Regions from separate parts of the Homo sapiens genome. Here region 2 is linked to region 1. Evidence: read pairs that join two places in POLR2A ChIA-PET (ENCODE). Cell type or tissue: IMR-90. All regions are shown on one strand. Region 1 has its middle 5.9 kb from the start of YWHAG. Region 2 overlaps MDH2 (malate dehydrogenase 2).

Region 1 (5,000 bases):
TCTAAAAAATAAATAAATAAATAAAATAAAATCACCATTGCTGACTGTGGACAACTCTAGTAAATTTGACTTGTGTTTTATCTTAACCACCAGACCATTCCTTCAGTAGCTCAGGAGAGCACCTATCCATCCACCCCATTTGCTCCCAGTATCCTATCATCTTTGTGTTCTTGCTACAGTTCCCTTTGAGTCCCATGATTTTCTTATTCCCTTCCATGTCTGGGTGGATTGCAGAGTTAAGTTTGTGACTATGAAATAAAAACTAAATAACAACAAAAAAATCAATAAGAAGTGAAAAATAAAATAGGAAACATGAAGTGTGGATGAGAATGTGGAATGAAAGAGTTTCCATGGGGGAATATTGCAGGCTCTATGCCAGATGCTGGAGGACCCCTGTCCTCAAGGAATTCAGAGTGTGTTAAGCACTGTAAATATTTTGTTTAAAAAATAACTTCTTTCAGGCTGCATAGGAAGAGATTCTGAAAAGCTTCTCCAGGGAGTTTGGTAACATTTCCAACCCAGCCTTTAAATGAGTGTAGGATTTGAGAGCAGGCAAAGGCACAGGTAGCAAGACTCAAAGGCAAGTTCCTCCCTGACTTATTTATTTATGTACTTATTTTTTAGAGGTGGGGGTCTCACTATGTTGCCCAGGCTGGGGTACAGTGGCACGATCATAGCTCACTGCAGCCTCTAATTCCTGGGCTCAAGTGATCCTCCCACCTCAGCCTCCTGAGTAGTGGGGACTACAGGCATGCACCACCACACCCATCTCCCCTGAAATATTTATTGATAGGCAAAGAATCTGATGTATCTGGTGTCTGGGTGATGGGTAAGGGGCTGGGGATAGAGTCAGGGGCCAGAACATGAGGGGCACTGAATGGCAGCCCCAGGAGTTAAATTTCTATTCTGAAATTAATCGGAAGCCTGTGAAGAGATTTTAACAATGGCAGAAAATGATCAGATTTGGGTTTTGTCTTTTTCATCCTCACCTTGGCTTCTCAGTGCTCAGCAGAGTACCTGGCACATGATAAGTACATAGAGAGAGAATAGGAAATAAATAAATGAATATGGCCAGGTGCACTGGCTTACGCCGGTAATACCAGCAGTTTGGGAGGCCGAGGTGGGCTCATCACCTGAGGTCAGGAGTTTGAGACCAGCCTGGCCAACATGGTGAAATGCTGTCTCTACTAAAAATACAAAAATTAGCCAAGCGTGGTGGCGTGTGCCTGTAGTTTCAGCTACTCGGGAGGCTGAGGCAGGAGAATCGCTTGAACCCAGGAGGTGGAGGTTGCAGTGAGCCAAGATTGTGCCATTGCACTCCAGCCTGGGCGACAGAGTGAGACTGTGTCTCAAAAAAGAAAAAAAAAAGAAAGAAAAACAAGAAATGAATGTAGCTGTAGTCCTAGCTACTCAGGAGGCCAAGGCAGGAGGATTACTTGAGGCCAAGAGTTCGAGACTAGCCTGGGCAACATAGCAAGACCTCATTTCTACAAAAAAAAAAAATTTAAAAATTAGCTGGGCATGGTCATCACAGCTATTTGGGGGCTGAGGCAGGAAGATTGCTTGAGCCCAGGAGTTGGAGGCTGCAGTGAGCAGTGATCACGCCACTGCACTCCAGCCTGGGCAACAGAGCAAGACCCTGTCTCTAAAAGAAAGAAAGAAAGAAAGAAATGAATGAGGGAAGAAAGTGTGCTTTGGGGAGACTGTACCGGCAGGAGGTGGAGGAGATGGACTGAGTGGGGAGAGAGTCTAGAAATAGTTTTCTCCCCCTCCTCCAACAAAAGATCTGGCCCGGACCCTCTTCTCTTACCACACCACCCAGCAAAATGCGATCCTGCTGGTGAATAAACCCTCCCACTTCCTTCTGTCTCTTGCATGAGTGTTCGCCAAGTCATTCCTCTTCCTTTCTCTTCCTCCCTGCAGGGCAGGCCTGAGCTCTTCTGGCCCCTGCATCACTAGTCCGTGGGAATGAGCCCTGACCGCCAACCTGGGTTGCCCACATGTGGCTCAAACAGGTCCATGATTCAAGACCAGATGTGAAATCTCAGGAACTTCCTGGCCCATTTCAGGCTACCTCTCTGACCTCTCCACCTCAGTTCCTTCCCCCAACAGTCTAATGCACAAAGGGGAAAAAAAAAAAAAAAAAACAGCTCAGGCCAAATCTGTTTGGGAAAAAGTAAAATAAAGCAGATGCAAAGAAAAGGATGTTTCACAGCCAAACAGAAATGACATCCGCAGCCTCCACACGGAGCCTCCCCTCCAGTGGTGCAGGGGAGAGTTGGCCCTGTCTTCCTTTCCCTTCTGATTTTGCAGAGCTCTATGCTTCCAGCTGCAGCTGCCCACAGGTCCTGGCTGTTTAGAGGGCGGCTTAAGAGGCATGACGACATCACAAAGAGCAAATGGCTTCAGATCCTGGCTTCCTCCTCCACTGCCTGGTGGTGCAGAAAGAAACCTGGAGCAAGGACGTTAAGAGCTAGCATTCTGGCTTCTGCCTGGCCCCTAGCTCTGCGGGCAAGACCTGTCCCTTCTCTGGGTCTAATATCCCCACCTTGAAAATGTGAGATTAAACTGAAGGAGCACTAAGTGCCCCACCCAGCTGTGATGAGTCATAGTTCTAGATTCAGCATGTTCTTCTGAAATGGAAGCTACTGGCATTCTTTTTTTTTTTTTCTTCTTTTCTTTTTTTTTTTTCTTTTTCTTCTCTTCCTTTTTTTTTCTTTTTTTTTTTGAGATGGAGTTTCGCTCTTGTTGCCCAGGCTAGAGTGCAACAGCACGATCTCAGCTTACCACAATCTCTGCCTCCCAGGTTCAAGCGATTCTCCTGCCTCAGCCTCCTGAGTAGCTGGGATTATGGGCATGCGCCACCATGCCCGGCTAATTTTTGTATTTTTAGTAGAGATGGGGTTTCTCCATGTTGGTCAGGCTGGTCTCGAACTCCTGATCTCAGGTGATCCGCCTGCCTCGGCCTCCCAAAGAGTTAGAGCTGGGATTACAGGCGTGAGCCACAGTGCACGGCCAGTTTTTTTTTTGTTTTTTGGTTTTTTTTTTGAGACAGAATCTTGCTCAGTTGCCCAGGCTGGAGTGCAGTGGCGCGATCTCAGCTCACTACAACCTCCGCCTCCCAAGTTCAAGTGATCTCCTGCCTCAGCCTCCTGAGTAGCTGGGATTACAGACATGTGCCACCACGCCCGGCTAATTTTTGTATTTTTAGTAGAGACAGGGTTTCACCATGTTGGCCGGGCTGATCTCGAACTCCTGACCTCAGGTGATCCACCTGCCTCGGCCTCCCAAAGTGCTGGGATTACAGGTGTGATCCACCGCGCCCAGCTTCACCCCTGTTTTTTAAGACAAGGAAGCAGAGACACAGAGAGGCTGTGTGATCAGCCAAAAATCACACAGCCTCTCCGTGTCTCAGCTAACAGAGCCTGGATTCAAACCCGGGCAGACCTCCTAGACTCTTAGCAGCAAAGGCATTGTTTCCTGTCCAGGATCTACCCTCCTTGGCATCTGCTCAGGAAAGGAGTGACCAACCTGACCGAAGGGCACCCTCCAGCCCCTTCTCCAGCACTGGAGGACATGACCTTTTAAATGCATGCTGTCCGGCTCGGTTGGCAGACATGCAGGACAGCCAGGGACATGATTGTCCTGCTGTTTCTGTGCAGTCATAAATCACCGCAGCCCCATCCCCTGGCTTCTGGCTTCCTCCTGTGGCTGGAAAGCTCCCTGATTAGTGCAGAGGCAGCAGCAGCATCTTCTGAAGCCAAGCAGCAATGCTCCCCGCCCTGTCCTCTGGGAACACTTCCCTGTCACTGCCTTAGCAGGCTGTCCTGCAGCAGAGGCAAAGAATGACAGGAAATCTCTGCAACCTGCCTCTCCTTCTGAGGATCTCAGGCCAGTGGAGGAGGCATGAGCCCAGGAGGCAGGACCCACAGGTTGAAGCACTGGCTTTGCCATTAATCTTCCTGAGTGACCTTGGGCAAATCACTTTGCCTCTCTGGTTCTCAGATTGTGCATCTATAAAATAGAGGAACCAGGTGGATGCGTCTTAAGATCTTCCAGTTTATAGCAACAGCTTTTCAGCTAATGGCCCTGTCTCAGTGTCTTTCCATTCTCCCCAGTGAAAAATCCAAAATATCTTTTTTTTTTCTTCTGAGACAGGGTCATGCTCTATCGCCCAGGCTGGACTAGCAGCCTCGACCTCCTAGGTTCAGATGATCCTCCCGCCTTAGCCTTCAGAGCAGCTGGGAATACAGGCTCACACCACCACGCCCAGTAGAAAAAAATTTTCTATTTTTTTTTTTTTTTTTTGTGGAGATAGGGTCTATGTTTAGTTGTCCAAGCTGGTCCCAAATTCCTGGGCTCAAGCAATCCTCCTGCCTCTACCTCCCAAAGTGCTGGGATTATACATATGAGTCACCACACCTGGGCAGTCTGGGCTTTTTCTTTTCTTTTTTTTTTTTCTTTTCTTTCTTTTTTTTTGAGACAGAGTTTTGCTCTTGTTGCCCAGGCTGGAGTGCAATGGCACAATCTCAGCTCACCGTAACCTCCACCTCCCAGGTTCAAGCGATTCTCTTGCCTCAGTCTCCTGAGTAGAAGAGATTGCAGGCATGTGCCACCACGCCCAGGTAATTTTGTATTTTTATTAGAGATGGGGTTTCTCCATGTTGGTCAGGCTGGTCTCGAACTCCCGACCTCAGGTGATCTGCCCGCCTCGGCCTCCTAAAGTTCTGGGATTACAGGTGTGAACCACTGCGCCTGACCCAGTCTGGGCTTTTTCAAAAGCTGTTCCTTGTGCTGAAAGCTCCTTCTATGCCCACCCCCATTAGACCCAGACCTCCTCATCCTTCAGACTCAGACACTGAGTTGAACTAACCACTCTCTCCTCAGTCCCCATGGGCTCTCCTGCCATGTTCTCTAGAGAAGAGCCCAGACCACCATATAGCACTCAGATGTATATGAGTCTGTCTTCCCTGGGGTCATATTCCTGAAAGACATAGACT
Region 2 (5,000 bases), 310 kb before region 1:
ATAATCCCAGCACTTGAGCTCAGAAGTTTGAGACCAGCCTGGGCAGTGTGGCAAAACCTCATTTCTACAAAATGAGTGGTGTGTACCTGTAGTCCCAGCTACAGCTAAGGTGGGGAGGATGGCTTGAACCGAAAATGCAGAGGTTGCAGTGAGCCAAGATCGCACCACTGCACTCCAGCCTGGGTGAGAGAGGGAGACCCTATCTCAAAAAAAAAAAAAAAAAAAAAGATACACTCATTGCAGCAGTTTCATCCTCCACCCTGGTGGGATTGTCTTGGCCACTCCCCTGTGGAACCACTGCCCTGGCTGAGTGATGGAGGCATGAAAGCTTTGGAAGATTTTTTTTTTTTTTTTTTTGAGATAGACTGTTGGTCTGTCACCCAGGCTGGAGTGCAGTGGTGTGATCTCCTCCTGGGTTCAAGCGATTCTCCTGTCTCAGCCTTCTGAGTAGCTAGGATTACCGGTGCGCGCCACCATGTCTGGCTAATTTTTTTTATTATTAGTAGAGATGGGGTTTTGCCATGTTGGCCAAGCTGGTCTCAAAGTCCTGACTTAAGGTGATCCACCTCGGCCTCTCAGAGTGCTGGGATTACAGGTGTGAGCCACCACGCCCAGCCCAGAAGATATTTTTTTAAAGAGATGGAATCTTGCTCTGTTTCCCAGGCTGGAATGCAATGGCGCCATCATGGCTCACGGCAGCCTCAACTCCTGGGCTCAAGTGATCCTCCCACCTCAGCCTTCTGAGTAGCTGGGACTACAGGTGCATACCACCATGCCAGCCTGAGCACGAGAGTGAAATGATTAAGACTTTGATTTTGGGAAAGCATGCTTTGGAGGTGTTGCTGAGTACCTAAGTTAGATAACGGAATAGAATGAAGAGGAGGAGCGGGTTGGGAGGGTGGTTGAGCTGCCAAGTTCTTCATGTCCTGACTTGATGTCTCTGATAAGAAGGAGGTGGCAGAAGATGGTTCTAGAAGTTTACATTTAGTGAACACAAGTGCCATTTGGGACCAGGGATGGAGGGAGGGGGGCAGGATAAATGGACAGTTGAGTTTGTGGAACCCATGGAACGCCTAACAGAACTGGGAATGCAGAGCTGGGATTTGGGAGTCCCTGAGACTCACACAAGATGTGGGAGTGAGAGCTGAAGATCCAGAAGTGGGTGAGGCTGAGCCTGCCCGACCTCAGGTTCTGAGCGGGTCTGACAGGTTCAAGTTTCCAGGCAGCCAGGGGTTCACCTTTAAAGCACCAACTTGAAACTCAAAAACCTGTTTGAATTCAAATGTTGGTTGTATATGCTTCCACAGTTTAATTTCCTGAGCAGAAACCCACTGGGTAAGCGTCTTGATTCGGATTTTGGTTTGTTGGGTTTTGGTTTCTGATAACCAAAGCCTGTTATTAGCTGGCCTCAGCTACTGTAGAAGACTGTGCAGTGATGCTGTCAGGCCCCAGATGACCACACACGGTGCCGAGAGTTCCCGTGTCTGCCACTTTGTTTGCCTCTTCCCTCACTGGTAGCTGCCTGCCTGCCTGCCTGCCAGGGATCGGCTGTGCTTCTCATTTGTGAGTTTAGATCAGAAACAAGCTCCCTGGGTATGGCTGTAATTTTGGTCAGACCTTGAGTGAGACCTAGAGGGGAAGAGTGCCTTCGAATAACGGGAGTGATTGCTGGATGCGGGGCCGGGTCACTTTCACCCCATCACTTTCCTAACTGTTCCAAGCTGAAATGCCCAGGGCCAGCTGCTACTTTGCTGCCTGTTCTTCTGATTAGCCTGGTATGAAACAGTGATTCTCAAACTGTTTGGTATCAAAATCATCTGGGGAAAATGGCAAAAATGCCAAGGCCTAAGCCCCATCCCGCTTCCAGGAGCCTAGTCCTGAGTGGGCTTCATTAGCTCAGCAGGTGGCTCTGATGCACACCTAGGCTGGAGAACCAGTGTGAGATACTGGAGCCCGAGATGACAGATCTGACTCACCAGGAGGGTTGGAGTCTTTCGCAACGTACGTAACCCCTTCCACCTCTTGTTAGGCAGCTCCTTGTCCTGCCTGAGGCTCCAGCCACAAGTTTGCTGCCTGGATGAATCTTCTCTGATTCCCCACCCCTGCAGGGAGTTGATTGCCGCAACCCCATCTGCCCTCTTGCACAAGGGGCTTCTGTGACAGTGTTCTCCCTGCTCCTAATGCATCTCATTACCTGTCTCCTACAGAGCCAGCAGGGATCTTCCTGCAACCTCAGTTACCGGGAGGGCCTGTTGCTAGGCACTCAGTGTGTGTTTATAGTTTATAAAGCTGCAGGTTGAAGGGAAGGCTGCTGTTACCAGTCCAGCTGCCTGATGGAGTCCAGCTTGTTCTTCATCTTTCAGGAGGGTTTTGAAGTACCCTGAGTATCACAGACTCTACAGACATAAATTCTCCCCATTTGAAAGTGGACCTTTGGAATGAAGGTCCTGAATTCTTCCAGAATGAGACTGTTACAAATACAATGATTGTATCTTGCTTTGGCAACTGCAGTAAAAAGAGGCCCAGTGCAACATTATAGGATACCATGTGAATCCTTTTCATGCTCATTTCCTCCTAAGAGTCCTTTCTCTGTGCCTCTTTTTAGAACAATGCTAAAGTAGCTGTGCTAGGGGCCTCTGGAGGCATCGGGCAGCCACTTTCACTTCTCCTGAAGAACAGCCCCTTGGTGAGCCGCCTGACCCTCTATGATATCGCGCACACACCCGGAGTGGCCGCAGATCTGAGCCACATCGAGACCAAAGCCGCTGTGAAAGGTACTGGGCGCGCTGACCCTGGAGACTTGCTTCCTGTCCCCAGTAGGCCAGGATTCGAGTTTTGAGTAAGATTCTTAGATGAAACTAAATGTTTAGAGACGGGGGTTTCTCTGTTTTAAATTTAAATTTTACAAGTGATTACACCCTTTTAGACTTGGCGTCTATAAAAATTGAAACAGCGGTGTCTTTTAGAAATGTGAGGTAGCCTAATCATCCCATTTTCTACTTTTTCTAATTTGAAAAGTAGTATGAGGATGGGGAAGAGGGAAGTGTCAGCAACCTCTGGTGAGGATTTGGGGACAGTAAGGTGGTGGTCTCAGCTGCGGGCCACCTTCCCTCCACCCCAGGGTTATCTTGCCAGCTTCTCAAAAAGCACGGCCTCTTTGGGAAACCTCCCCGTCTGTGGAAGGCAGTGTCGGATATTCAGTAAATGTTGTCTGGAAAATGATTCACTGGACTTAGTGCAGTGGCTTATACCTGTAATCCCAGCACTTTGGGAGGCCAAGTCAGGAGGATTGCTTGAGTCCAGGAGTTCAAGACCAGCCCAGGCAACATGGCGAGACCCCTATCTCAACAAAAAGTCCAAAAATTAGCTGGGCGTGATAGTGCACACCTGTGGTCCCAGCTACTTGGGAGGCTGAGGTGGGAGGATTACTTGAGCTCAGGAGGTTGAGGCTACAGTGAGCCCTGATTACACCACTGCACTTCAGCCTAGGTGAGATAGTGAGACACTGTTTCCAAAAAAAAAAAAAAAAATTTCATAAATATGCATATTTATATATGCTGCTTATTTAACCTTCACAATGTATCAACATTTTTGCATGTCACCAAATTTTTTTTTTTTTTTTGAGACCATGTCTTCCTCTGTGTCCCAGATGGAATACAGTGGCACAATCTTGGCTTACTGCAACCTCCCCATCTTGGGTTCAAGTGATTCTCCTGCCTCAACCTCCCGAGTAGCTGGGACCACAGGTGTGCAACACCATGCCCAGCTAATTTTTGTGTTTTTAGTAGAGATGGGGTTTCACCATGTTGGCCAGGCTGGTCTAGAACTCCTGACCTCAAATGATCCACCTACCTCGGCCTCCCAAAGTGCTGGGATTACAGGCATGAGCAACTGCGCCCAGCCCGAATTCTTGATAAAATTATTCTTAAAGCTGTAATTTATCATTTATGATAGCTCTGCTGTTGACCATTGGCTGTTTCCTGTTTGCTTCTGTAAATATAAATATATTAATGTAAGTTGCAGTACGTATCTTTATCTTTACATCTTGTTGAAGTCTTAGAGTTCTAAACACAGAATTAGTAGGTATGAATATTTCAAAGCTTTTACTATAAAGTTCCAAATTGCTGTCCAGAAAGATTCTACTGATTTCTTTCCCCTCTGACAGCGTATGCGATACCGTGTCTGATGGTGTTTACATGAGTCTTAAGTTGGTGTGAACAGCTGGGGAGGCTGCCTGGCAAATTTTATGTTCGTGCACCTTCCAGAGTTCTCTGAATGGGTTGCCCATTTTCTTTTGGGCTGTATATTCGGGTTAAGAAGGCTCCTGCATTAAGGAAAAAGTCAAGATCGAAGCAGATTTTGGATATTGTAGCAAATTTCCCTGAAATCTTTGAAAACATACTTTTTCCTTCAGATGATAGGAGTAAACGAAATAGTAATATTTAGAGTCTTTCAGCACAGGACGTTTTCTTTCCTGGCCTTCAGTGCCTTCTGATCAAGGAGTTTGGGCTGGCACAGTGGGTCACTCCTGTAATCCCAGTACTTTGGGAGGCCAAGGTGGGTGGATCACTTGAGTTCAAGAGTTCAAAACCAGCCTTGCCAACCTGGTGAAACCCCTTCTCTACTAAAAATACAAAAATTAGCCAAATGTGGTGGACCATGCCTGTAATCCCAGCTACTGAGGAGGCTGAAACAGGAGAATCACATGAAGCCGGGAGGTGGAGGTTGCAGTGAGCCAAGATCACACCACTGCACTCCAGCCTGGGTGACAGAGCAAGACTCCCTCTCAAAAAAAAAAAAAAGGAGTTTTCATCAGGATTGTGGTGATGGGGAATGAGCAGCTCCTCTCATTCTAACTGGAGGCCAAGTGTGACTTACAATGCTCACGAGTAGGATGAAGACAAGCAGTGGCTCAGTTCGCTTTTGTGGAAACCTGGAGGGCTGACCCATTCTAGCTGGGGCCTGGGCAAGGAGAGGCTGGGGAAAGCAGGGTAGAAGGG

Evidence for each region. Peaks named below come from ENCODE experiments on the same cell type or tissue, not always from the same donor. Only the 100,000 strongest peaks of a DNase experiment are listed, where the experiment ranks them.
Region 2: POLR2A ChIA-PET joins it to region 1 with 7 read pairs; 5 of 35 experiments call an interaction of 5 or more read pairs at or near these places.

The regions. Positions count from the first base shown.
Region 1 is chr7:76,362,384-76,367,383 of GRCh38, forward strand. No RefSeq gene overlaps it. Among named protein-coding and RNA genes, the nearest start is that of YWHAG, 5.9 kb to the left of the region's middle. RefSeq lists enhancers at 2,099-2,786, 2,312-2,561. In IMR-90, no CTCF peak of the experiment used is centred here; DNase peaks (open chromatin) are centred at 1,918, 2,358 and 2,598; H3K27ac peaks cover 1,279 bases.
Region 2 is chr7:76,052,225-76,057,224 of GRCh38, forward strand. It overlaps MDH2 (malate dehydrogenase 2), which reads left to right. Exons shown (of 9, transcript NM_005918.4): 2 at 2,606-2,774. Among named protein-coding and RNA genes, the nearest start is that of MDH2, 6.6 kb to the left of the region's middle. In IMR-90, no CTCF peak of the experiment used is centred here; a DNase peak (open chromatin) is centred at 2,017; H3K27ac peaks cover 320 bases.